Linked DNA regions of Mus musculus: all the other regions are linked to region 1. A link is a loop called in an ENCODE intact Hi-C map of the cell type or tissue named here. Cell type or tissue: gastrocnemius. All regions are shown on one strand. Links, peaks and the distances in the headings refer to the core of each region. The heading gives the core; the rest is flanking DNA.

Region 1 (7,896 bases), core at 1,464-6,463:
TAAATTTCTGATCTTTTTGTCTCCGATCCTGAATGATGAGCTTGAAAGTGTGGCCGCCACACCTACAACTAGCTACCTCAGCAGTCTGGGTCTTGTCTTCTGAAATTTAGTCAAGAGACATAGATAATTGTGCGGGTTGCTTTTTGTGTTTTACTTTTGTTTATTGGTTTGTTGGGATTTTTGAGACAGAGCCTCTCTATTTATATATCGATTTAGCCCTGGCTGTTCTGGGCAGTGGTGGCAAACGCCTTTAATTCCAGCACTCAGGAGGCAGAGGCAGGCGGATTTCTGAGTTCGAGACCAGCCTGGTCTACAAAGTGAGTTCCAGGTCAGCCAGGAACTCAGAGAGAAACCTGTCTTGAAAAACAAAAACCAAAAACAAAACAAACAAACAAAAGAATGAGCCACCACACTCACCTTCTTGAAATCTTTCTTCAAATGTCACCATCTCTGCAAAGCTTTCAGTGACCTTACCGGTTCCAGTTGGGGCTAAGGGTGTGGTTCAGTGACAGTGACACTGGGGTTTAGCAGTTTCCAGCAGATTCCCTCCCAAACTGAAAACAAACAAATGTCTGTCATGCAACCTGCTTTCTCTTTTCACTCTGAAACACAGACACATCTTGGTTGGTTCTTTATGGTTGGTTGGTTTGTTGTTGTTGTTGGTGTGTGTGTGTGTGTGTGTGTGTGTGTGTGTGTGTGTGTGTGTGTTGAGGGGGAGGTTTGAATTAGTCTCATGTAGCCCCAGGTTGGCCTCAAGCTCCCCATGTAAGGGAGGATGGCCTTAATTTCCTGATCTTCCTATTTCTATTTCCCAAATCCTAGGATTACAGAAGTCTACCACCATTCTGGGTTATGAAGTGCTGGGGACTGAACCCTGAGCCTGTGCTGGACCTGCATATCCAGCCTCTGCTTTGTTTTGGTGTGGTGTGGTGTGGTGTGGTGTGTGTGTGTGTGTGTGTGTGTGTGTGTGTGTGTGTGTGTGTAGTAAGTGCACCTGAGTATGCAGGCATGTAAACCTCACACACACCAAGGCCAGAGGGTATCAGTGAGTCAGTTCTATGCCTTATCCCTTTGAGATCGGGTCTCTCACTGACTGTGGAGCTGGAATAGCTGGCAGGTCTTACCAATCTTTCTGGCTCTACCCTACTGCATCAGAAGGGGGCATCAGATCTCATGGTTGTGAGCCACCATGTGGTTGCTGGGATTTGAACTCAGGACCTTTGGAAGAGCAGTCGGTGCTCTTAACCGCTGAGCCATCTCTCCAGCCCCTGACAATTTCTTATATGCGTACAATGTATCTTGATCATACTAACCCCCTTCTCCCCTCTCACTCCTGTGACATCCCTGGATCCCTGGCAGCCTCCTTCTTTCTTTTCCTTTTCCCTCCCCTCCCCTCCCCTCCCTTTCTTCTTTCTTCCTTTCTTTCTCTTCCTTCCTTCCTTCCTTCCTTCCTTCCTCCCTTCCTTCCTTCCTTCCTTTCTTTCTTCTTTTTTTTTTTTTTTTTGAGACAGTTTTCTGTTATATCCCTGGCTGCTCCAGCTCTTGTTTTATAGACTAGACCAAGTTGGCCTAAAACTCACAGAGATCACCCTGCCTCTGCCTCCAGAGTGCTGGGATTTAAAGTGTGAACCGATGTGACAAGCTGCTTGTTTGTTTCTTTGTTTGTTTTTTGTAACCTCATAACTCCAATTAGTGCTACCTACCATAATGTTGATTGAACTCATCGGTTTGATCATGTGCAGGTCTTGTGTGCATTCATGAGTGCCACAGCCCTGCCATGTCCAAAAGGCAGCATTCTCCAGCTCTCGCCCCCAATCTCTGGCTCTTCCGTTGTTTTCTGGGTCCTTTTGAGAGACTTTCTGAGTCTTTCATGATGGTGGTTGTGGGCTTCTAGTTGTTTTCTACAACATTAATGCTGCTTGTTTCTGATGTTTATCTTCTCATTGGATAGTTTGCCCCAAGGTACACAGAACTTAGTTTAATTGTTCACTGACTTACTTGAGGAGCCAGGAAAGCACCTGGCTCCTAGTAGTTGCACAGTGAAGATGTGTCAAGTGAGTTTGAAGATTTAGAGAGATGGGGCAACAATGACTATTAATAAGAACAAGGTAGCTCCAGGCAGCCACTCACCTGATGGGATCTGAGCTGGATCTTGAAATACCTGTAGAAGCTGAGGGAGGTATATGGAGAAAGATCAGCCCCAACACAGGTATGGCACAGAGCGCTTTCCGTTGCTCATGTAGGAGTGAGATAGACCTCTCTACCAAGGATACTTATTTAGAATGGTATTAGCCAGGCAGTTTGAGGCCATATTGAATCAAGTTTGCCATGTCAGACAAAGCTTTCTCCCATAACCAGCACCACCTACATAATATGTGGGGCACTGTAAAGAATGAAAATGAGGGGGTTGGGGAGATGATAACTCAGTCATATGTTGCCATGAAGACACGGGGACACCGGGCAGTGGTGGCGCATGCCTTTAATTCCAGCACTTGTGAGGCAGAGGCAAGCAGATTTCTTTTCTTTTCTTTTTTTTTTTTTTGGTTTTGGTTTTTCGAGACAGGGTTTCTCTGTGCAGCCCTGGCTGTCCTGGAACTCACTTTGTAGACCAGGCTGGCCTGGAACTCAGAAATCTGTCTGCCTCTGCCTCCCGAGTGCTGGGATTAAAGGTGTGCGCCACCACACCCGGCCCACAAGCAGATTTCTTAGAGGATCTCTGTGGATTTGAGGCCAACCTGGTCTACAGAGTGAGTTCTAAGATAGCCAGGGCTATACAGAGAGACTTTCTCTTAAAAGAAAAACAGAAATACACAAAAACACAAACAAACAAACAAGGAGCTGGACAGCGCGCTCAGTACTTAAGAGCACTGACTGCTTTTGCAGAGGACTTGAATTCAGCTCTCAGCATCCAAATTGTGATGTATAAACCATCTATAATGTGACATCCCTCGCATCCGCTCCAGGAGGTCTAACACCCTCTTCTGATCTCAGAGGGCACCAGGAATGCAGAGAGTGGTCAGATGTACATGCAAACACAGAGGTAAAACGTTCATACACAACTCTCAAAAAGAGATCAGAACAAAAAGACAAGGTGGTTGGTTGGTTTGGACATAGCCTTCAGCAGGCAAATTGTTGTGAATTCAAGGTCAGCCTGGGGTCTATATAGTGAGTTCCAGCATAGCCTGGGCTGCATAGTGATATTCTGTCTCAAAAACAAAAACAGACAGACAAAATGAAGTTGGAAAACTGGTGAGATGGTTTAGTGGACAAGGCTCTTGCCTCCAGGCCACTCTAGTGGAAGGAAGAGCCAACTCCCACAGGTTGTCCTCTGACCTCCACATGTATTCTGTGGGATATGCACATACACACGGACACACAAATCAATAAGTGTAAACAACGACAAAGACCAAAATAGAGAGTAAGAAAAGACACTGAAGTTCCATTGTGTAGGCACTGGCATGTTTTTAAGTGTATCCACGTGCACATGAGCACAGACATATACATTGATGCACACAACACACACACACACACACACACACACACACACACACACACTAAAATAGGAGTCTTCTTTGCTAAAACTTTTTTTTTTTTCATAAGAATGACAACTTTAGCTGGGCAGTGGTGGCGCATGCCTCTGATCCCAGCATTTGAGAGGCAGAGGCAGGCGGATTTCTGAGTTTGAGGCCAGCCTGGTCTACTGAGTGAGTTCCAGGACAGCCAGGGCTACACAGAGAAATCCTGTCTCGAAAAAACAAACAAACAAATGACAACTTTACATCAAATCAAGTCCAGAGGCCTTCCTAGAACAGGGCTGCATGTGACTACATAGGCAAATGGCCACAAAGTGAGCCTTGCCTTAAGCCTACTGGGGAGTTGAGGACGGTGTTCTAGCCCAGTACAAATGTCACGGGAATTAGACTTGATATTCTGCTGTGTCCAGAGGCTGGATCAGAAGGAGTCTGGGTGGGCCAACTGGTTTAACAGCTTGTGAGAGGAGGAGAAGTGACCAAGAGGAAGATCAGGGCTTGAGTGGCATCTTGATGAAGCAGAGTCATCTAGGGTCAGGAGAAGCTCCCTGGATGCCTCTGCCTTTACCTTTCAGTGTCCTCTCTCCCTGCTCTTCAGACTTTGGTCCTAGAAGTGACGTCTAGCACAGGCTCGGCAATGTGACTCCCTTTGGCCACCAGAGGGCAGATCATTCTCATGTTTGAATTTGGGGTGGGGGCGTGGTGTGGCCTCCATCCCTTTCCCCATCACTCTACAGCATTGCTTTCCCAGCTTCTTTCTCAGAGGTGGTGCTGGTGTGGAGCTGGTGGGGGGCATGGGGAGGCTTCCTGGAGTCCTGTGGATTCCTTTGCCTTACAGAATGCCTCCTTCCTCCTCCCTGCACCTGCACAGCTCTCACTGTGAGCAATTCTTGGGTGCCACTCAGCAATTCGGTCAGTCCTTTCCCTATGACCCTGGGAGCTCTCTCAGTTTCTTCACATTCATGGACCCACACTCTATCCCTCCTGTTGAGTTTAGGGTGAGGGTCAGGGGCATAGTTCCAGCTTCTATGGAACCATGGGCAGGGATAACTTGAAACAGAAGTCAGTCTGAGTTGAGCTATTACCTCTGCTTGGTGGGACTCCAACAGTGTGTTGTCATCTACAAAATCCATGCTTGAAAACTATAATCAGGGCTGGAGAGATGGCTCAGTGGTTAAAAGCACTCACTGCTCTTCCAGAGGTCCCGAGTTCAAATCCCAGCAACCACATGGTGACTCACAACCATCTGTAATGGGATCTGATACCCTCTTCTAGTGTGTCTGAACAAGGACAGTATGTAGTTACATAAAATAAATAAAACTTATATAAGAAAAAGAAAACTATAATCAAGATACAGTTAAAATGATACTTACAAAAGTCTCGTAATGTTTTAAGCAAGTCCATGGCTTTATGTTGGGTACAGAACGGACAGATTTGGTAAACTCCAGAGGAAAGGGAAGAGTGGGCTCTGGTCCTCCATGGACTTCTGTTAAGAGCTGGGAGCTTTCCAAAGCTGAGAAAGACCTCAGAGTTGTTGAATTCAACAAACCCACTTATCAACAGGGAGACTGAGGCCCAGAAAAGGAAAAAGACATCTTCAAGAGGTCTGGTCCTTTCATTGCACTATTCTGAGGTTTTGCCATCCTCCCTCCTACCCTCATACCAAGACAGGGACTTACTATGTAACACAGGCCATCTCGAACCTCACTATGTAGAGCAGGCTGACCTTGAACCAACAGAAATCCACCTCCATCTGCCTCCAAGTGCTAGGATTAAAAGCATGCCACCTTGCCCTGCTGGGGAATGTGTTTTACATTTTAGTTTTAGTTTTTAAACCTTTTTTATTTTTAGAGTTTTACCTGCTAGCCTGCATACCCACTATGCACATGTAGTGTTCATGGAGGCCAGAAGAGCTTTGTGAGCCCCCATGGGACCAAACCCATGTCCTCTGAAAGAGCAGCAAGCTTGGAACTACTGAGCCACCTCACCATCTACTTGTCTTTGTGGTTTGGTTTGGTTTTAGAGATGGGTGTTTACTGTGTAGCCCTGCTTGTCCTGGAACTCATTATGTAGGCCAGGCTGGCCTCGAACCATCTTTTCTTCTGCCTTTGTTTCTCTCTCTCTCTCTCTCTCTCTTTTAAAAAAGATTTTATTTATTTATTTATTTATTTATTTATTTATTTATTTATTTATTATATGTAAGCACACTGTAGCTATCTTCAGACACTCCAGAAGAGGGCATCATCTTGTTATGGATGGTTGTGAGCCACCATGTGGTTGCTGGGATTTGAACTCTGGACCTTCAGAAGAGCAGTCGGTGCTCTTACCCACTGAGCCATCTCGCCAACCCCCTTTGCTTCTCTCTAGTGCTAAGATTACAGGGGCAGACCACCATACCCAGCTGGAGGAATCCTTTTTGGTTGTCTGTTTTATTTTATTTTATTTTTCGTTCTAGAGATTGACCCCAGGGCCTCCTTCATGGCATGGGAGTTAAAGCTCTCCCACTATCCTACAACCCCAGGAATCCTTATCGTCAACAAGTGCCTATTCTTTTGCCATGAGTTTGTCTTAGAAGGGAGATTTGAAATGAAAATGAAAATGAAAATGAAATGGTCTCTCCAAGCCGGGCGTAGTGGCGCACGCCTTTAATCCCAGCACTTGGGGGGCAGAGGCAGGCGGATTTCTGAGTTCAAGGCCAGCCTGGTCTACAAAGTGAGCTCTAGGACAGCCAGGGCTACACAGAGAAACCCTGTTTCAAAAAACCAAAAAAAAAAAAAAGAGATGGTCTCTCCAGACTTAAACATTGTAGAATATTTTAAAAGTCATTTAGGGCTGGGCATGGCAGTGCACACTTGCAATCAAAGTGGTGAGGAAATGAAGGCCGGGGATCAGTAGTTCAACCATCCTTGGTTACATATCATGGCCAGCCTGGGCTACTTAATACCCTGTTTCCAAAAAAAGCAAAAACAAAAGAACAACAAAAACTTGGATGGACAGGGTGGTTGGTGCACACCTTTAATCCCAGCCCTTGGGAAGCAGAGGCAGCTCCAGGAGTTCTTGGTCAGTCTGGTCTACAGTGGGAAACTGTGTCATAGAATCGAAACTAACAGCAGAAAGGAAATGTTATGTGTAATTTAAAGAAATATTTATTTGTATGTGCCTATGTTTGTGCTTTTATGGGTTTATGTGTATCACTGGCATGCGGGTGCTGGTAGAGGCCAGAGGGCATCATTTCCCCTGGAATTGAAGTTACAAGGGGTAGGGAGCCATCTGATGTGGATGCTGGGACCTGACCAGATTCTCTGGAAAATAGTACAGGCTCTGAATGAGCCAGCATTCTGACCTATGTTGTAGTATTTATCTATTTAACTTTTGTGTATATGAGTGTTTAGCCTGTATGTACGTCTGTGCAACCTAGTGGAAGCCAGAAGGTGTCAAACCACCTAGAACTAGTTAGACAGTTGTTAACCACCATATGGGTGCTGGGTACTAAACCTCAGTCCTCTGGGAGAGCAACCAGTCCTTCCTCTTGACTTCTGAACCATCTCTCCAACTCATTTTATATATATACATATACATACATATGTATATATATTATACACACACACATATATACATATATAATTACATTTTTATTTAGTGTATAGGGTAGCATGCTCATGGAACAATGTTTTAGACTTGGTTCTCCCCTTTCACTATGTGGATCCCCATGGATCAAACTGAGTTATTTTGCTGGCCTTTGTTATGTGATTCCATGCCAAGATCACGCAAGCATTTTTCTCAATACTGAAAAAAATACTGTACCTTAAAGGTGTGTTAAGTTTCAAGGACGCTGACCCAGTGCCTGTCCGACCTGGTGTCTGTCCCAGGCTTTACAGAGGAATGAGGGGACTGACTCAATATAAGGCTGACATAGACTTCTAGAAGCCAAGATAGTCGCAAGATGGGCGGGTGTGCAAAGCAGGAGACAGGCAATAGGATGACACTACACTTGGCAGTTGACTCACACGTTGATAGCAAGGTTGAGCGATAAAGTGGGTTTTATGAGCTAAACATGCGGATGGGAAGTTGGCGTTAGGCTCAAAGGACATCAGTTGTAGGAACAGCTAATAGCGGTATTTTCTAAGTCAAACAACAGGTACAGGTGACCCACGCCTGTTCAAGGTTTGAAAATAACCGAAAACTGACGGAAAGAAACGAAGAGATAGATTCTTAGCCTCGGCAGCTCTCGGGTGTTGCCGGAAATGGCTGACTACCGCTCTCGGCCGAGCGACGGAACGGGGGCGTGGCCGGTTTAGCACACGCGGAGCCTCTTCGGCTGTTTCCGGAAACTGCCGAAAGCTTGCTCCAAGTGGGCGGAGAAAGG
Region 2 (7,896 bases), core at 1,251-6,250, 66 kb after region 1:
CGGAGGTCTCCTCAGAACTCACACTCTCCTTTGAAGCCATGTTTCCCGTTCTTGCAGCTGGAAGGTGATACCATCACTTTGAAGCCCCGGCCTTCAGCTGATCTAACCAACAGCAGTGCCCCATCTCCATCCCACAAGGTTCAGCGCAGCGTCTCTGCCAACCCCAAGCAACGACGCTCCAGTGACCAGGGTATGTGCTCTTGGGAATCTCAAGTCAGGGACACCTTTATCCTGAACCCTTACAGGTTCTTTGGCTACGCTTCATATCTGGTTTATCTCCTTCGTAATAGCATGGCCATGGGCAGGTTAATAACTTCCCTCCATTTATATATGAAATGGAGCTATGATGCAAGAAAATGCCAAGCACACAGTGGGTCTGCAGGAGACCTGTAGTCTTACCCATTTTACATCACCCCATAGCCGTCCCTGCCATTCCCACCTCGAATTCCTACTCTAAGAAGACTCAGAGTAACAACGCAGAAAATAAGCGGCCTGAGGAAGAGACAGGGCGGAAAGCCAGCAGCACCGCCAAAGTGCCTGCCAGCCCTCTGCCTGGCCTGGACAGGAAGAAGACCACTCCTGCCCCCTCCACGGTAAGCCATGAGCTACTACCCCCTGCCCTGGCCTCCCTCCTGTCCACTGATCTTCCTTGCTGAAGCCTGGCCCTTGGCTGTACCTGAGCTTACTGTAGAAAGTGGGCTACAGAGCAACTTGGGACAAGGGCATCCAGTGGTCCTGGGGAAGAGTCTGACTGGGCAACACTGGTTCCTGTGAGACAGTACTTGCCCTCCATTTCCCACAGAACAGCGTCCTTTCCACCAGCACAAACCGAAGCAGGAACTCCCCACTTTTGGACAGGGCCAGCCTTGGCCAGGCCTCCATCCAGAATGGTAAAGACAGGTGAGTTATCTGGACTGCTTACCATGCTCTTGGGGGCCACATCACACAGTGGGCAGTGATACCTGTCAGTAGCATCATCTTCTGCCTCTCCAGAGCAATGTCCCTGGAGTCCTGTCCTGGCTCTGTTCAGTCTAGCCATCCACCTTCCTTCCCTTCTCCATGCCATCCCTCCTGTCCTCTTATCCTTGACGTTGCCAAGCATAGGGTACCAGTGAGCAGCGCGTTAAACTTGCTGGTTCTTGATCATGGCTAAGTCTAGAGTTGCTCATCTGTCTAGGTACATGGCTTTGTGTTTGGGACCCCAGCTCAGGACAGAGCCCAGAGTACTCATCTGAGGGTCTCCCTGCTGAGGGCTTCATTGTGGCCTCAGAAGCAAAGTTCCCCACCTTGCTTGGTATGTTACAATCTGGCTCCACCTCTTTTGAGCTTAATGAAAGTTTCTTCTTAGTAACAGCCTGTCCTTTGTACAGAGGGAAGAATCCTTGTTCTCACATTTTCTGGGAGACCAGTGTGGCTAGGACACAGTGACCTCCTGTCATCTTTTCCTCATTTTGGGTTTTCTTTTCCCAGGCTCTGGCCTAGCTGGTTGCTCACTCACGGAGCCCTCTACTTACAATGGCTTTACCTTAGCTCTCCCTGCCCGGAGCTGCTCTCAGGGCCTGACCTGCATCTGCAAGGCTCCAGCTGACTCTGGCCCTGCCCTGCTTCCTAACCCAGGCGCTCTGTCTCCCCATAACCCGGGCCTCTCGCTGCTTTTGTCTCCTAGCCTAACCATGCCAGGGTCCCGGGCCTCCACGGCTTCTGCTTCTGCCGCAGTCTCTGCGGCCCGGCCCCGCCAGCACCAGAAATCCATGTCTGCCTCCGTACACCCCAACAAGGCCTCTGGGTTGCCCCCCACGGAGAGTAACTGTGAGGTGCCTCGGCCCAGGCAAGTGTGCTGGGGTAGCTGATGCACATGTCCCCTGGCCTGTCCCACCCCTGCCCTGCAGTCTCTTCTCACCTGGGGGTACTGCCTCATTTTTTGTCAGCTACAAGAAAGTAGCTCTGTTTATCCCCCATGATCCTAGGACACAGATAATGTGATAGTAAGGCCTTTTCCTCAGTCCTCATCAGCAGGGGTACAGGAAGCTATCCTGAAGCTCCAGGTGGAAGGCAAAAAGCCAGAGAGCTCAGAACCTTCTAAGCTTTCCTTAGGGATAGACAGTTATTCTCATTGTCCCATTGTAGGTCCAGGGCCAGCTCTATCCAGCCTGTACTGCTTGCATACATGGGTCCTCCTGTCTCCCCTCCCTCCCTCCCTGCACCATCTCACTACTGTCCTCAGTGGTCAGTCCTTCCGTCTGTGTCCTCTGTGATGGCTGCGTCCTGCCCTAGCGCTCCCCGTCCCCGTCCCCGTCCCAGGGACTGATGTGCTTAGTGCTGGTGCCTTTCTGTTCCTTACATATGCTTTGCCCCTATCTCTCTCCATAGCACAGCCCCCCAGCGCGTCCCTGTCGCCTCCCCCTCCGCCCACAACATCAGCAGCAGTAGTGGAGCCCCAGACCGAACTAATTTCCCACGGGGTGTGTCCAGTCGAAGCACCTTCCATGCTGGGCAGCTCCGACAGGTGCGGGACCAGCAGAATCTACCCTACGGTGTGACCCCAGCCTCTCCCTCTGGCCATAGCCAGGGCCGGCGGGGGGCCTCTGGCAGCATCTTCAGCAAGTTCACCTCCAAGTTTGTCCGCAGGTGAGAGGGGCTGGGAGCAGACCTTCCCACTTGCGTGGTGGTTGGGATGGAGATAACAGAGCTGGGATTGGGGCCTCAGCAGGACTGAGAAATAGGGTTGTTTTCAACATCTCAGGCACCTAGACTCATCCTCTTAGGCCTTTCCCCAGCTCTTCTCAGGCACCCCTCATTCGATGGCCCCAAGCAGATGGGCGATGCCGCCTCCTCTCTAGGGGAGTGTGAACTCAGATGCTAAAATAAAAGCCCCCTCTTCTCTCCTGGGTTCCCATGGAAACTTATATTTGGTGACGCAGCTGCAAAGTCATGAGGCATGAGCCAGGCAGGGTTGACAAGATTTTCCAGTCTATTCTTGCCCCCTTTGACCTCCTTCCCCTGTTTGCCCTCCCACAGGTAGATAATGTCTGGCTCTAACTATATTCTTCTGCCCCAGGGTTTCCCAGGGCAAAGCCCACAAATAAACTGGCTGCTGAGGGCTGCAGTGGCCTCTCGTGCAGCTCCAGGGTTCCCGTGCCTTCTTGGCCTAGACCCAGGTGGGGAATCTCTTCATGAGCCTCTCATGCCTGAGCCCTCATCATAGAGAGGAGTGGTTTAAGGTGGTTTGGGATCTCCTGGGGTACTCTGTTCCCCTTTGTACCCTGCAGTCTACACTGCTGAGAGCCAGGTGGGCTCTTTGAGAGCAGACCTACTCACCCTGCTGCTCATTCCTTTACGTATCCAAGCCGCAAGTCATGGGGGAGGCTGCAGGGCGAACAGAGCTGAAGCAGGACTCTAGGCTCGCTGAGCGGCTCTTCTACAACTGGGGAGACCCTAGAACCTGGAAAGCCCACCCCCACCCGCTGTCCACACACCGTCTTGTTGGTTTTTTGTTTTCTGTTTGTTTGTTTGATTGGGGTTGGGTTTTTTGTTTGTTTTTGGATTTTTTTTTGGTTTTCGTTTTTTGTTTTATTTCCTTTTTTATTTTGTCTTTTTTGTTTGTTTTTTTTAGAAATCTGTCTTTCAGGTTTGCCAGAAGGTAGGCGTTGAGCCCGCTCTGTATGTGTGTCTGTCTGTCAGTCTGTCTGTCGGTCCTGCCTCCATCACTAACTCCCCCATTGGCTGATGCTTCCTGTCTTTCTGCTGACCTTGTCTATGTGGACCTCTGTCTGCTATCTTAAAGGGATGATGACTTCTCTGGTGGGGCCACAGCCCTAAGCTGATCCCTCTGCCCCTGCCCCTTCACACTGGCAGGACTTGGAATACATAGTCCCCTGAGAGGACATTTTAGGTCCCTCGGAGCAAATGGCTTTGAAAGTGAGGGGCCTCCCTTGGTCTGCAGGTGCTTGTCCTCAGAAGAGAAGAGACCTCAGGGACTCTGTCTCCCTTTAAGATTGTCTCCTCGTACCTGCCCAGGTTTGGGTCATATTGGGCTCCTTCCCCTTGTTGTGTGCATGCGCTACAAGTAAGCTCCACGGGGTTGAGGCGTATCTGGAATGGCGTCTCATTTGGGGGTGTCCTGGGCTCGCTGAACCTCAGGGCTGTGACCTGTCTCCCATGGACCGTGGAGGTACTACAGGGACATTAGGGTCCCTTGGCTAGTCTGACTCCTCCAGGCCCCCCAAACCTTTGCCTCATAGATGTAGTATAGCACCCCCTTCTGGTGGATGCTGCAGAACTGACCCAGCCCACCCTGGCATAGCATCTGGGCGCTCACGCTGCTCTCCTCTGGGCTGTTTCCTCCAGATGTCGCCTGAGCCTGCCAAAGAGCCAAGAGCTGGATATTCTCAGGCAGGGGTCATTCTGCCGCCAGGCCCTGGTGGAACAGCAGGAGGCCCACACCCTGCTCCTGCATCTCCCTTCCTGGGACAGAGCCTGGCTTGTTCAGCCTGGCCATGTCCTCTGCAGGCCTAGGTACGCCAGGTACTAAGCTGCAGACCAAGGGCCAGATTGGGAACTCTGGATTTGCCTGGCAGGTGCATTGGCTCCCCAGCTGAGGGAGAAATGGGCCAGATGTGATCTTGAGATATCCCTGCCTACCCACCCCACCCCAGCTCACTGCATGGCTGGCAGGGGCTGCCCCACAGGGGCCTGGAGAGAGCAGCTGGAGCCCTTCCTTTGTACACCCGGGCCCTGCTCACAGTGTGCTCATTGGCATCTGTGTCTTGTGTCTTCCTGCTCCTTTTACATGTGCTGCTGCTGCTGCTCTCTCCTTCTCGTCCCTCCTCTTCCCTATAGCCCCCAGTATTCCAGCTCTGGGCACTCATCTTCCTGGCAGGAGCTGGAGAAGCCGCTCAGCAGGGCCAGACCTCTTTCTCACCTCCCTAGAGCCCTGCCCAGCCCTTGCTTTGTGTGAGCAGCCAGCCTGGCAGCCAGCAATAGGGGAGTCAGCACAGTGGCCTTGCCCACTGGGCCATAGGCACCAGACCCAGGTGTCTGCCTGACAGTAGTTTTGACACAGTAAGCCTCTTAGGAGGCTTTCCGCCTTCTAAGACTGACAATATGGCCTTTACCTCCATCTCCAAAAAAAATGACACCCCAGTTATTGGCACAGAAATTTGCTCCCAGCCCTCATTCCAGTAGCAGGCTTGAGCCTGGGTGGATGCTGGAAGGGAAACTGCTGGTGTTGGGCCATGTGCTTGGGGCCATGTGCCTGCACAGCCACACCCTCCTCCCCCAGAGCTGGGGCTCCTTCCATCAGCACTGATCTCTGGGAATGTGGGGAGGGACAGCCCCCTTGGGGTTCCTTGTCAGGGGCAGTCAGGCTGCCAGTGTGAGGCACTGCAGCGTTGGCCTGCAGGTGACTGGCAAGTAGCATTTGGGCGTGGGTCCTGCCCATCCACTGGTGGCATGTCCCCAGACCCAACCTCACCTGGGTCTGCAGGGTGGAAGGAGCGAGAGATCCCAGACTAAACTCTTCCTCGCTCTGTTTTTTGAGGAACCTGAATGAACCTGAAAGCAAAGACCGAGTGGAGACGCTCAGGTGAGAGGGCTGGAGCCAGCCCAGGCCACCGGGCCTGCCACAGCCTCCTGCTCCTCTCTTCCTCTTGCCGTTGGCTTTCTCTGGCAATTCTGCCCTGCCTCCTTCTTGAGGGCTCCCTTTCCTCAGAGAATTTCCCTTTCTCACGTGTACCTGCAGTAGTTCTGAACCCTGCTTGGGTCCTGGTGCATTACGGATCCAGAGCCCTGGCAGGGAGGGGTTCCTACTCCAGGTTCCTACCCCTGCTGGCCTTGCTGCTCAGCCTCTGCCTCAGCCTCATGGAGGACAGTCTGCTTGGTGCTGCTCAGTGCACTTGTTTCCTGCCTGATCCCCTAAAGAAAAGAACCAGTCACAGCATGGACTGTCACCCACCCCAGTTGGCCTCTTCTCACCCCTCCATCCTGAGAGACAAGAGCCAGAGGCCTCCCATGTCCCAAGTGCCAGTGCAGGACAAGGGACGAGCTGCTCCCTCTTCGGCTGCTGCTGCACTCTTTCCTGCTTTCCTCTCTGGTCTCAGGGTCTGTCTGCCAGGGTGGTTCTCTATGGGTGGGATGCTCAGCTCCCATCTTATGCCTCCCTCTGCCCTCTCCACAGACCTCACGTGGTAGGCAGTGGAGGCACTGACAAGGACAAGGAGGAGTTTCGGGAGGCCAAGCCTCGCTCCCTGCGCTTCACCTGGAGCATGAAGACCACGAGCTCTATGGAGCCCAATGAGATGATGCGGGAGATCCGCAAGGTGCTGGACGCCAACAGCTGCCAAAGCGAGCTGCACGAGCGGTACATGCTACTGTGCGTGCATGGCACACCAGGCCACGAGAACTTTGTGCAGTGGGAGATGGAGGTGTGCAAACTGCCCCGGCTGTCTCTCAACGGTGTTCGGTTTAAGCGGATATCGGGCACTTCCATGGCCTTCAAAAACATTGCCTCCAAAATAGCCAATGAGCTGAAGCTTTAACAGGCTGTCAGGAGGGGCAGCAGAGGCCCACCAGTGGACTTGGCTGCTTGGGCCAACCCTGCATCCCCCTGGGAGAAACTGCAGGATGAATTGGTGTGTCTCCCCTGCTGGCACTTGTCCCCTTCCAGGCCCTTCTCAGTTTTTTTCTTCCATGTTTGTGGGGGATGGGAAGTGGTTCTTCTCCCTCCCACATTCACCCCTGCCCAGAAGTCCCTCCCTTCCCCCCTGCAGGAGGCAAAGGAAGGGGAGGGGGCTGGGGGGGGGCAGGGCTCCCCCTCGGTACTGCGGTTGCACAGAGTATTTCGCCTAAACCAAGAAAATTTTTATTACCAAAAAAGAAAAAGAAAAAAAAAAAAATCCCAGCGGCCACCTTTCCTCCCTGCCCCATTGGGACAGTCAAGACTGGATCTGTGGGGCTCCTGGGAGGGTGGCTCAGGGCTGGAACACTCTCAGGCAAGAGTGGTGGAGTTCCCTGGCAGGCCCTCCGCCAGGCCCTCTTTGGGCTTCTCCCCTCTCCCCACTTCTTCCCCCCTTCAAGCGACCCACCAGAGGTGGCCTTCCCCTGCCCCCAAGCCCTTGGGCTTACAGGCCTTTACACTGAGGCCCAGTTGGGGGTACTGCACAGCCCTGGAGAGGGTGGGCGGTGGGACCCTGGCTCCCTCCACACCATATCCTCTGTCCTTCCCCAGAGCTGGGCACTTCCTTCCATGAGCTGCTGTGGGGACATGGTTCCCCTTCTCAGAAGTCTGTGCCATCTTCAGGCAGGCTAAACCCAGTACTGGTAGAGGGGAGGGGAATGGGCCATGGGCTCTCAGCCCCCAGGGGGCAGCTTGGGAACAGGGACACAGCTTCTCCGTTCTGGGAGTCTTTGTCTGAAAGCACAGCCCCTCACCATCCCCCTACTGCTTCCCCTTCCTTGGCATTAATCTGGGCACCGTTCTCATCTCACAGCCTTGCCTTTTCTTCCTGGCATTGCCGCCCCTCCTCTCAGGAGACTGTCCAGGGCCTCCATGGCTGCCTGGCGGAAGGCTGGATTGGGCGGCAGGGCCAGGAGTCTCTTGTCCTCCACAGGGTGGGGCAAAGTAACTCCTGCTTGCTAACCTCTGAGGCCAGTGTGTGAATGGGTGGCTGTAGGCGCTTGGCTGGTGGTGGCCACTGCATCCCTTAATTTATTTCTCTGCTGTTTCAGTTCTTGAGAAATTGGGGAAGTCCTACAGAGGCTGCCCCTGCCCTCACCTGAGTTGTACATTTTTTTTGTGATGGGTTATTTTTTATTTTTATTATTATTGTTGTTTTGGTTTTTTTTTTGTTTGTTTTTGATTTATGACAATTCCACTCTTGGCCCCAGTTGTCGTCCTGT
Region 3 (7,896 bases), core at 1,461-6,460, 81 kb after region 1:
GGCGCGGCCGGGGGCACGCTCGCTCCGTGCGCCCCTCGGGGCTGGTTCTCCCCCGGGGAGAGTCGGGGCGCGTTGCCCTCGGGGAGCCCCGGAGCCGCGCCGCGCGCCTGCCCACGCTGTTTGGCCAGCAAGGGCTACCGCGCAGTGGCCGCCGCAGCTGACTCCGCGCCCCTCGGCTGCGCTGAGGATGCCCCGATCCCCAACGGAGGTAACCCTGCCCGACCCGACCCCACGGCAACCACGCCAGCCGGCTGGAGCCCCGGCGGCAGGACGGCGCGCACGGCGTGCGGCGCTGGAGCAGAGTTGCCGGGAGGCGGGCGGAGCGCAGCCGCGGGCGCCGCCTCGCACCCTCCCCGGCGCGCTCGCTCGCCCCGCCGCGCTCGCGCTACCGCCGCTCGCTCGCCCGCTCTCCGCCGCCGCTCGCTCCTCGCGCACACAATGAAGCTGCTGGCAGGGAAGTAGTGCCGGCTGCGGCCTCAGCACCCCTCCCCCAGCCGATGCCTCCGCCAGCTGAACATCTGGCCCTGGGGTGGGAGGGAGGGCCCGGGGGGCGGGGCCTGGGGCCGGGGCTAGACCTCCAGGGGGTGGGGTCAGGACCGGAATGGGGCGCACGTACCCCCCCCAGGGAGCACCCTTGGTGTCTCTGAGTTCTCAGACTTGGCCCTTTTGGGTAGACCCCAGTGCCCCCCAGGAGAAGCCCGGGGTCAGCCCCACCCACAAGCACACCGGTTCCACACACTACTGGGCTCTGGTTACTGTGGCCTGCCCCGGGGGCCCTGAGGCCGCCTGTCCGACCGCCCGGGTGGAGCCCAGCTTTTCCTTCCATTTCCCTTCCTGCCAAGGAACTCCCTGCCCCCCCTTCCGCAGGGGGATCCCCCCCTTCATGCGCCCTTGGGGGCCAAAGCGGATGGGAGGCCGGACAGGCGCAAGATGAATTTCTATAAGAGCCACTGGGCTAGAACCTGACTTCTGCTAGGTCTGTGGGTCCCCAGGGGTCACCCTAGTGTCTTTCAACTGCTGCAGTCTGCACCCAAAACAGTAGTATCAAAGATTGAGGAATGAGTATGAAAGGTAATAGGGCAAGTTCTGGGCTGAAAGGGGCGAGCTCCTCACTGGGTTCACTGTCACCCCAGCTGGAAGCAGCATCCCCCCTCCCCCCGGACAGGCACAGGCAGAGTGACAGACAGGGAAGCGGGTTGGGAGGCACAGACGGAGTTGGGGGAGGGGGTGGGCAGAGACTTTCAAAGCCAGACCCAGCCACCCTGCCAGGCACACAAAGAGCCAGCGCACTCACCGGCAGCAGCTCGAAGCCTGTGAGCTGCGCCTGTGCCCGTCCCCGCCGCCTGGGGCACGTGCTGCAGCTCACACAGGCCGAAGCCCCCGCCCGCTGTCCCTCCCACGGGGAGCCCGGACTCCTGGACACGCCTCTACCCGGGCACACCCGCTATGCCCAGATCGAGCCGAGCCTGCACGCGCACCCTCCTCTCCCTTCCCTTCCTTGGCCACTCTGTAATCAGATTCCTAAATTTAGAAGCAGCCCTGGCCCCAACCGGGGATCCCTGCCCCTACCCACTGGCTGTGGCCGACCGGCCTGGGTCCTGTGGTCAGGCCACGACCTGGCTGGGGCATCCTGTTCCTGGGGGCTCTTTGCCTGCGGCTGGCAGAGTCAGACACGACCCCGCCCGACTTCAGCACTGTCCGGCCACATAGGGCCACCCAGTCAGCGGCCACGTTGCCCGCCACACCTTGGGCCAAGGTTATGGGGCCTTTTTTCCTCCCCTTAAATCATGAGCTGGGCACCAAGCCTCAGGGTGGGGAGATCTGGGACAAAGAAAGAAAGAAAGAAAGAAAAAATGAACCAGAGGCAATCTGAGCTGAAGGGGTCTGTACCAAGAGGCAAAGCGACTTCCAGTGGCCCCTAGAAATGAGTGGCAGGGAGCCAGACCTGTCCCCAATACCTGTACCTTGTAGTGAGGTGCTCCTGTTTCTATCCCTTTGCCTAGCTAGCAACCATTGTGCACACCACACTCTCCTATGATGGCGTCTTTCTTGCTTCTGGCACCCATTAGGCAAGGCTTCTATTGGGTCCCCCCTCCTCCACTTGCCTCCTTCCATAGGAGAACCTAGGATCCCGGGCCAAGACCCCAAGACCTCAAGCATCAAGCTTAGTTCTTGTTTCCGTCCTCCAGGGCTGCCCCAGGTGTGCCAGCACAAGGCCTAAAGAGGATCCCAAGCCACAGGCTTCCCTTCTGTCTGGAGGCCACTTCTCCCACACACTGGGACCCAATACTGCTCTCACTTAGCCCTGGAGCCAGGCCCCCACCCCCGCCCACACACACCAAAGGAAGAGCCTGCTCTAGGGTGGGGGCAGGGTGGGGAGATTTATTTATTTATTTATTTATTTTTGAGGTAAGAGGGCTGTCTGAGAGCCCTGATATAGTGATCCTTCTGCCAAGGAGAGACACAACACGGGAGGGGCATCAGAGTTTAAGGACAACTGTGGGGGCCACAGGGTGCAGAAGTGGCTGGTTTCGAGTGATGTATTTCACCCTCAAGCTGCAAGGGCGCAGGAGAGAGGCAAGGTCCCACCCCTCCCACCTGCTGCAGCCGCCCCCTCCCCAGCTGGCCCCCTCTTTTGTGAGAAGGCACACAAAGGACAAGGGGCCCCGGCCGGTCTGGCCATCTGCTCCTAGCAGCCTGGAGGCTCTTAAAGAGACAGCTCCCCCTCCCTTGCGGCCCTGGGACTGTGGGGTGTGGCTATGCCACAGAACCCAGTCCAGGCTGTACCCCAGGTCCCACCCACTCTAGTTCCCCAAGTCCTAAGGTCAGGAATCTTCTTCCCTCAGGCGTGGGGTTCAGAGGTGCCATGTGGCCAGGGATCTGGGGTATGATAAGGGAGAGAGCCAGCCAGAGACCAGCCCCTCCTCTCATGCAGCCTGAGGAAGCTCAGAAGCAAGCAGCAAGAAGCTCACCTCCCTGAGGCCACCTGCAAGCCTGGCTAGAGCTCAGGTCTCCCGGGAATGCTCTCCCGCCATTTTGACGGATGAGCTTCTACTCTTGGCCCACGGGGAGGGAAGGCGAACACGACAGCGCCCTTGCCTTCTCTTAGGGATGGGAGCCAGGGCCCAGACTGCCTCACAGCAAACCCAAGCCCACAGCCAGGCACATTTATCCCCTGTGCTCTTCCTGATGAGGGATATGGGGCCTTGCTTGGCCTTATACAGGTCTCTGCCTGAAGCTTGCCTCTCTTGCCTAGGCTCCTGGGCCCTCAGATCCCCAGGAAAGTCTGCTCTCATCCAGGCAGGTCAGAGCATCTCATCGATTTACCACTTGGTTCACAGACACAAAACAAACGTGCTTGATAGCTCGTCATTGTCTTCACGGCTATGTTCTAAGAGTCTAGCATACAGCAGGCACTCAGCATTTGCTGAAAGAAACAGCAGACTTCAGGAGCTCACTGTCTTTTCCCCTTAGCTGAGCTCCTATGTGCTAGACCTGCTGAGCATCATGCCTCCTCTCTCTTCAAGGTGAGGCAGAGGGACAAGGGTTGAGCAGGGATGCTGGGAAAGAAAAGGAAGGGTGACCTTGGGTGAGCCACCGGGCCTCCCCTCCTCTCAAAGGCGGGGGCAGCTCCAGCCAATCCCTAATCTGCCAGCCCTGCCAGACAGACTGGGACTGTCCGGAGCAGAGGCTGGAGGCTGGCTGCTGTGGTGTGGTGCCTGGGACCCTCGCCAGGCCCTCAGTGGACACAGCCAAGGGGCTAAACTTGGGGAGGGCGGCAGGCTGGTAGGCCTAGGGTGGAGGAAGGAGAGTGGGGGACCCAGGCAAAAAACCTGGTAGAGCAGTGGGGGAGAAAGAGATGCTCCTCTTTCAGAGGAGGTGGATGTGGGCGGGGCCCCAGAGTGGAAGGAGCCTTGGGAGTTCTTCCTGGCCCCTTCAGTGTTCCTCAGACAGGAATGCTTCCTTCAGAGCCTTGTGTGCCCCCTGGGGGCTTCCTGACAGGCTGGGAACCCAGGGTGTTTCCTCCCTCTCTCTGGGCCCTGTTGGTGAGCAACACTCCCTCCAGCAACACCCACTCCACCCCCACTTGTGCAAAAATATAATAATGAGAGGTGACAATCCAGTGTTTGGCACAACTTCAACTCAGAGGCCAAGGGGGCTCTGGGCCAAGCCGAAGTAGTTATGAACTCGGAGATTTGGACCCCAGGTTTCCTGATCCCCAGGGCAGGGCCGGGAGATTTGATACCTGGAGCCAAGCGTCTGGTCTGGAGCACTAAGGGAGATGGGTCTGAAGGTCTTGGTTGACAGAAAAGCGACAGAGGTCTCCCAGACTACATAAGAGGCAGCTTCCAGCTCCAGTAAAGCTGCTTGAGTTCCAGAAGGTTTTTAGAAGTAAACGGCCCCTCACCCTCACCTGGATAACAGCTGCGCCCTCTAGCGGTGGCAGTCCAGCCCAGACTTCCCCAGGGCATGTGCCCTCCCAAGGAGGCTGAGTATTGCACCCTGAGGATCCAAGTTCCTGGACCGGGGACCTGGCCATTGGTGCCCAGCCACCTACCCTGGACCATAGGAGTCACTGAACCTTAGATTCATTCCCAGTAAGCCCTTCTCCAGAGCTACCTGTGAAAGGAGAACATGCTAGGCCAAAGCAGGGCCAGGAGCTCTGATCTAGGGCGACTCCCAGCTGTGCTCCTTGCTTGCCCGCTCTGACCCTCTGCTCCTCCACTCCTAAAAGGGAGTAAGTTTTCACCCCATCATTTATTAAAGAGGATCCACTAGCATCTCAGGTGGAATACAGCAAGCAAATCCTTCAATAGTGCTTGTCTTGTAGAGCCAAGATCCCACACAGCACCCCAGCAGGCAGACGAGAGGCTCACTGCAGCATGAAGTAGCCCACACACTGTGAACCAGCTGAAGGCCATTGCCTCTGGTCTAATGGACCCACAGAGGGACTCCTTGTTCCTCCTTGGTGACATCAGACCATCTGCAGCTTCCTTGTAGACTTACCAACAATTCCAGATTCCTACCTCAGTGACCCTGCTAGCCCATCATGAACACATAGCCCTATACAATGGCTTTAATGCTTCCTCCACTGTGGCCTGCTTCCTTCCATTCAGTAACCTTCCACCGCTCCCTATTGTCTCCCTGCAAAGCTTGCCCAGCCTGGTACTAGAAGGCTTTCTAGCCTGTGCCTAAGGGGTCTGTCCAGCCAAAGGAGTCTGTTAACCACCCCCAGAGCATCACCCTGCAAACACCAGCCCTAGAGGCAGTCCCTCATCACCAGAAGTGCCTTATGGATGATGCTCAGTTCTCATCTACTTCTTCAGGATTCATCCCCTGCAACCCTGACATCTGCCTCATCCTTGCCTCTGGACCCCGGGCAAACCCTTGTCCCCTTCCTCTCTCCAGCCTCTTTTGCCATGGCCTCCCTAAAGCTACTGCTGCCCCCCTCCCGCAAGCTAGGCTTCTTGAAATGGTTGTTCACACCTTGCCCTCACCTCCCACTCACTCCCCAACCCAAGCAGTGCCACCACAGAAACTGCCTGCCAAGGTCACCAGCAGTGTGGTTATCTCTAATGCCAAAGGTGTTAGGCAGGGGTCATTTTGCCCTGGGTACCCTGGACACGTCTCCGAAGCCTCAGTGGTTACCCTTGGGGCTCCAAGTTTCCCAACTCTCCAGGCTCCGATGCTACCACTCAGGCTTCAGGCAGCCCCAGCACTGTCCTCAGCCCAGCCCTAGCCCCAGGCTCCCTCTAGACTGTGAAGCTGACTACCAGGAAGTCTTCACCATCAACTGCCTTCTGTGCCTCCCTTATTTTTGCTCTCAGGTTCTAACTCTGCAAAGCTGCTGCTGACTCCTCCCCCACTGTCCAGCCTCATCCCCACCTCCTGGCCTCCTCTCTAGCTCTCTTCTAATCTGCCCCACATCTGATTTCTTTCTTATGTTTATGAGTATTTTGCCTGCATGTTTGTCTGTTACTATGTGCATGCAGTGCCCTCAGATGCCAGAAGAAGGCATCAGTTCCCCTGGAACTGGAGTTACAGTCGATTGTGAACCTCCATATGTGGGTGCTGGGAATCAAACCCAGGTCCTCTGGAAGAGCAGCCAGTCCACTAAACCACTGAGCCATTTTTTAGACTCTGTAACCTATTATTGACAGCCCGAGTGATCCTCCTAAAACATGACCAGATTAACTCAGTCCCCTGCTTCTCATTATCCTGTCCCCAAAACAAAATAGCAAGCTGGCTCAGTGGGTAAAGGTACTTGCCACCAAGTCTGACGACCTGAGTTCAGTCCCCAAGGGAGACCCACAAGGTAGAAAACAAAAAGAAATCCGGATTCTGGCAAGTTGTCCTCCAATTTCCACACTCTCAACATGGCACACACGCAAAGAGTGTTGTGTGGGGGTTTTGTTCCTTTGTTTTCCAACTTGACCCAAGCTGTTGTCCTCTAGGAAGAGAGAACCGTGGCCTGGAGAGATGGCTCAGAGGTCGAGAGAACTGTCTGCTCTCCCAGAGGTCCTGAGTTCAATTCCCAGCAACCACATGGTTGCTCACAACCATCTATAATGAGATCTGGTGCCCTCTCTGGCCTGCAGGTGTACATGCAGGAAGAATACTGTAGACATAGTAAATAAATCTTAAAAAAAGAGGGAACCAAAATGGAGAAAATGCCACCAGTATATCTGTGGGGGCATTGTCTTTTATTTTTATTTTTATTTTTTTATGTCTTTTTCAAGACAGGGTTTCTCCCTGGCTGTCCTGGAACTCACTCTGTAGACCAGGCTGGCCTCAAATTCAGAAATCTGCCTGCCTCTGCCTCCCAAGTGCTAGGATTAAAGGCGTGGGCCACCACCATCCAGCTAGGGGCATTGTCTTGATTAAAGGTTGACATGGAAGAGCTCAGCCACTGTGGGTGGCCTAAGAAAGCATGCTGAGCAAGCCATAGAGAAGCAATACAATAATCAACATTCCTGCTTGGTTTCTGCATAAGTTCCAGCCTTGACTTCTGGCTTGACTTTCTTCATTAATGGGCTGAATCCTGTCAGATGAAATGAACCCTTTCCTCACCAAATTACCCCCAGCATGCTGTCTTTATTGCAACAAAGAAAAGTGAATTTGGACTTTGCATACCCCAGGCTGATCTCTTGTCCTGCCTCTCTTCACCCCAAAGTGCTTTGGATTACAATCAGGTACCACAAAGCCTGTTTCTTTTATGTTGGTTAGAGCTTTGTGCATGCTATCTATGTAAGAACACTCGCAGCTACATAAGAAGTCTCCCTCAGGCTTGCTGGCTGACTTTGATCCTCAGGAAGAGCTGACCAGAAGGGACAGGATGGCTCAGTGGATATATTCACTTGTTCCTAAGCCTGACAACCTGAGTCTGATCCCCAGAGCATACATGACGGAGAAGAGAATCAACTCTTAGAAACTGTCATTTGGGGCTGGAGATGGCTCAGCAGTTAAGAGCACTGACTGCTCTTCCGAAGATCCTGAGTTCAAATCCCAGCAACCACATGATGGCTCACAGCTACGTTATACTCATATATACATAAAATAAATAAATCTTTTTTAAAAAAAGAAATTGTCATTTGACTGCCACATGCATCCTGTGACATTCATGCCTCCAACACACACACACACACGCACGCACGCACGCACGCACGCACGCACGCGCACACACACACACACACACACACACACAAACAAAATAGATGTAAAGAACATTTTTTAAAATGGAAAGAAAACCAACTGGAAAAATGCAGGCTGTCCTCTCAGCTCCTCAGGAAGCTGAGGCAAAAAGCACAAAGCTCAAGGCCAGGCTGGGCTACAGGGCAAGTTCAAGGGGCCAGACTGGGCTACAGGGCAAGTTCAAGGGGCCAGGCTGGGATAGGA

What was found. Peaks named below come from ENCODE experiments on the same cell type or tissue, not always from the same donor. Only the 100,000 strongest peaks of a DNase experiment are listed, where the experiment ranks them.
Region 2: a loop joins it to region 1, with 2.3 times the contacts of the local background. A loop is called at or near these places in 24 of 42 quality-filtered maps.
Region 3: a loop joins it to region 1, with 4 times the contacts of the local background. A loop is called at or near these places in 27 of 42 quality-filtered maps.

What each region holds. Positions count from the first base shown.
Region 1 is chr19:7,341,864-7,349,759 of GRCm38, reverse strand. No RefSeq gene overlaps it. Among named protein-coding and RNA genes, the nearest start is that of Mark2, 4.0 kb to the right of the region's middle. In gastrocnemius, for the core only: a CTCF peak has its summit at 4,195 (motif pointing right); a DNase peak (open chromatin) is centred at 4,210.
Region 2 is chr19:7,275,730-7,283,625 of GRCm38, reverse strand. It overlaps Mark2 (MAP/microtubule affinity regulating kinase 2), which reads left to right. Exons shown (of 18, transcript NM_007928.3): 12 at 58-190; 13 at 421-593; 14 at 803-900; 15 at 1,667-1,828; 16 at 2,371-2,628; 17 at 5,540-5,584; 18 at 6,176-7,896. The coding sequence ends at 6,536. Among named protein-coding and RNA genes, the nearest start is that of Rcor2, 11 kb to the right of the region's middle. In gastrocnemius, for the core only: a CTCF peak has its summit at 4,279 (motif pointing left); DNase peaks (open chromatin) are centred at 4,337, 4,925, 5,307, 6,053 and 3 more places; H3K27ac peaks cover 817 bases.
Region 3 is chr19:7,260,823-7,268,718 of GRCm38, reverse strand. It overlaps Rcor2 (REST corepressor 2), which reads right to left and starts at 440. Exons shown (of 12, transcript NM_001320554.1): 1 at 1-440. In gastrocnemius, for the core only: a CTCF peak has its summit at 4,443 (motif pointing left); DNase peaks (open chromatin) are centred at 2,692, 3,008, 3,698, 4,437 and 2 more places; H3K4me3 peaks cover 431 bases; H3K27ac peaks cover 1,850 bases.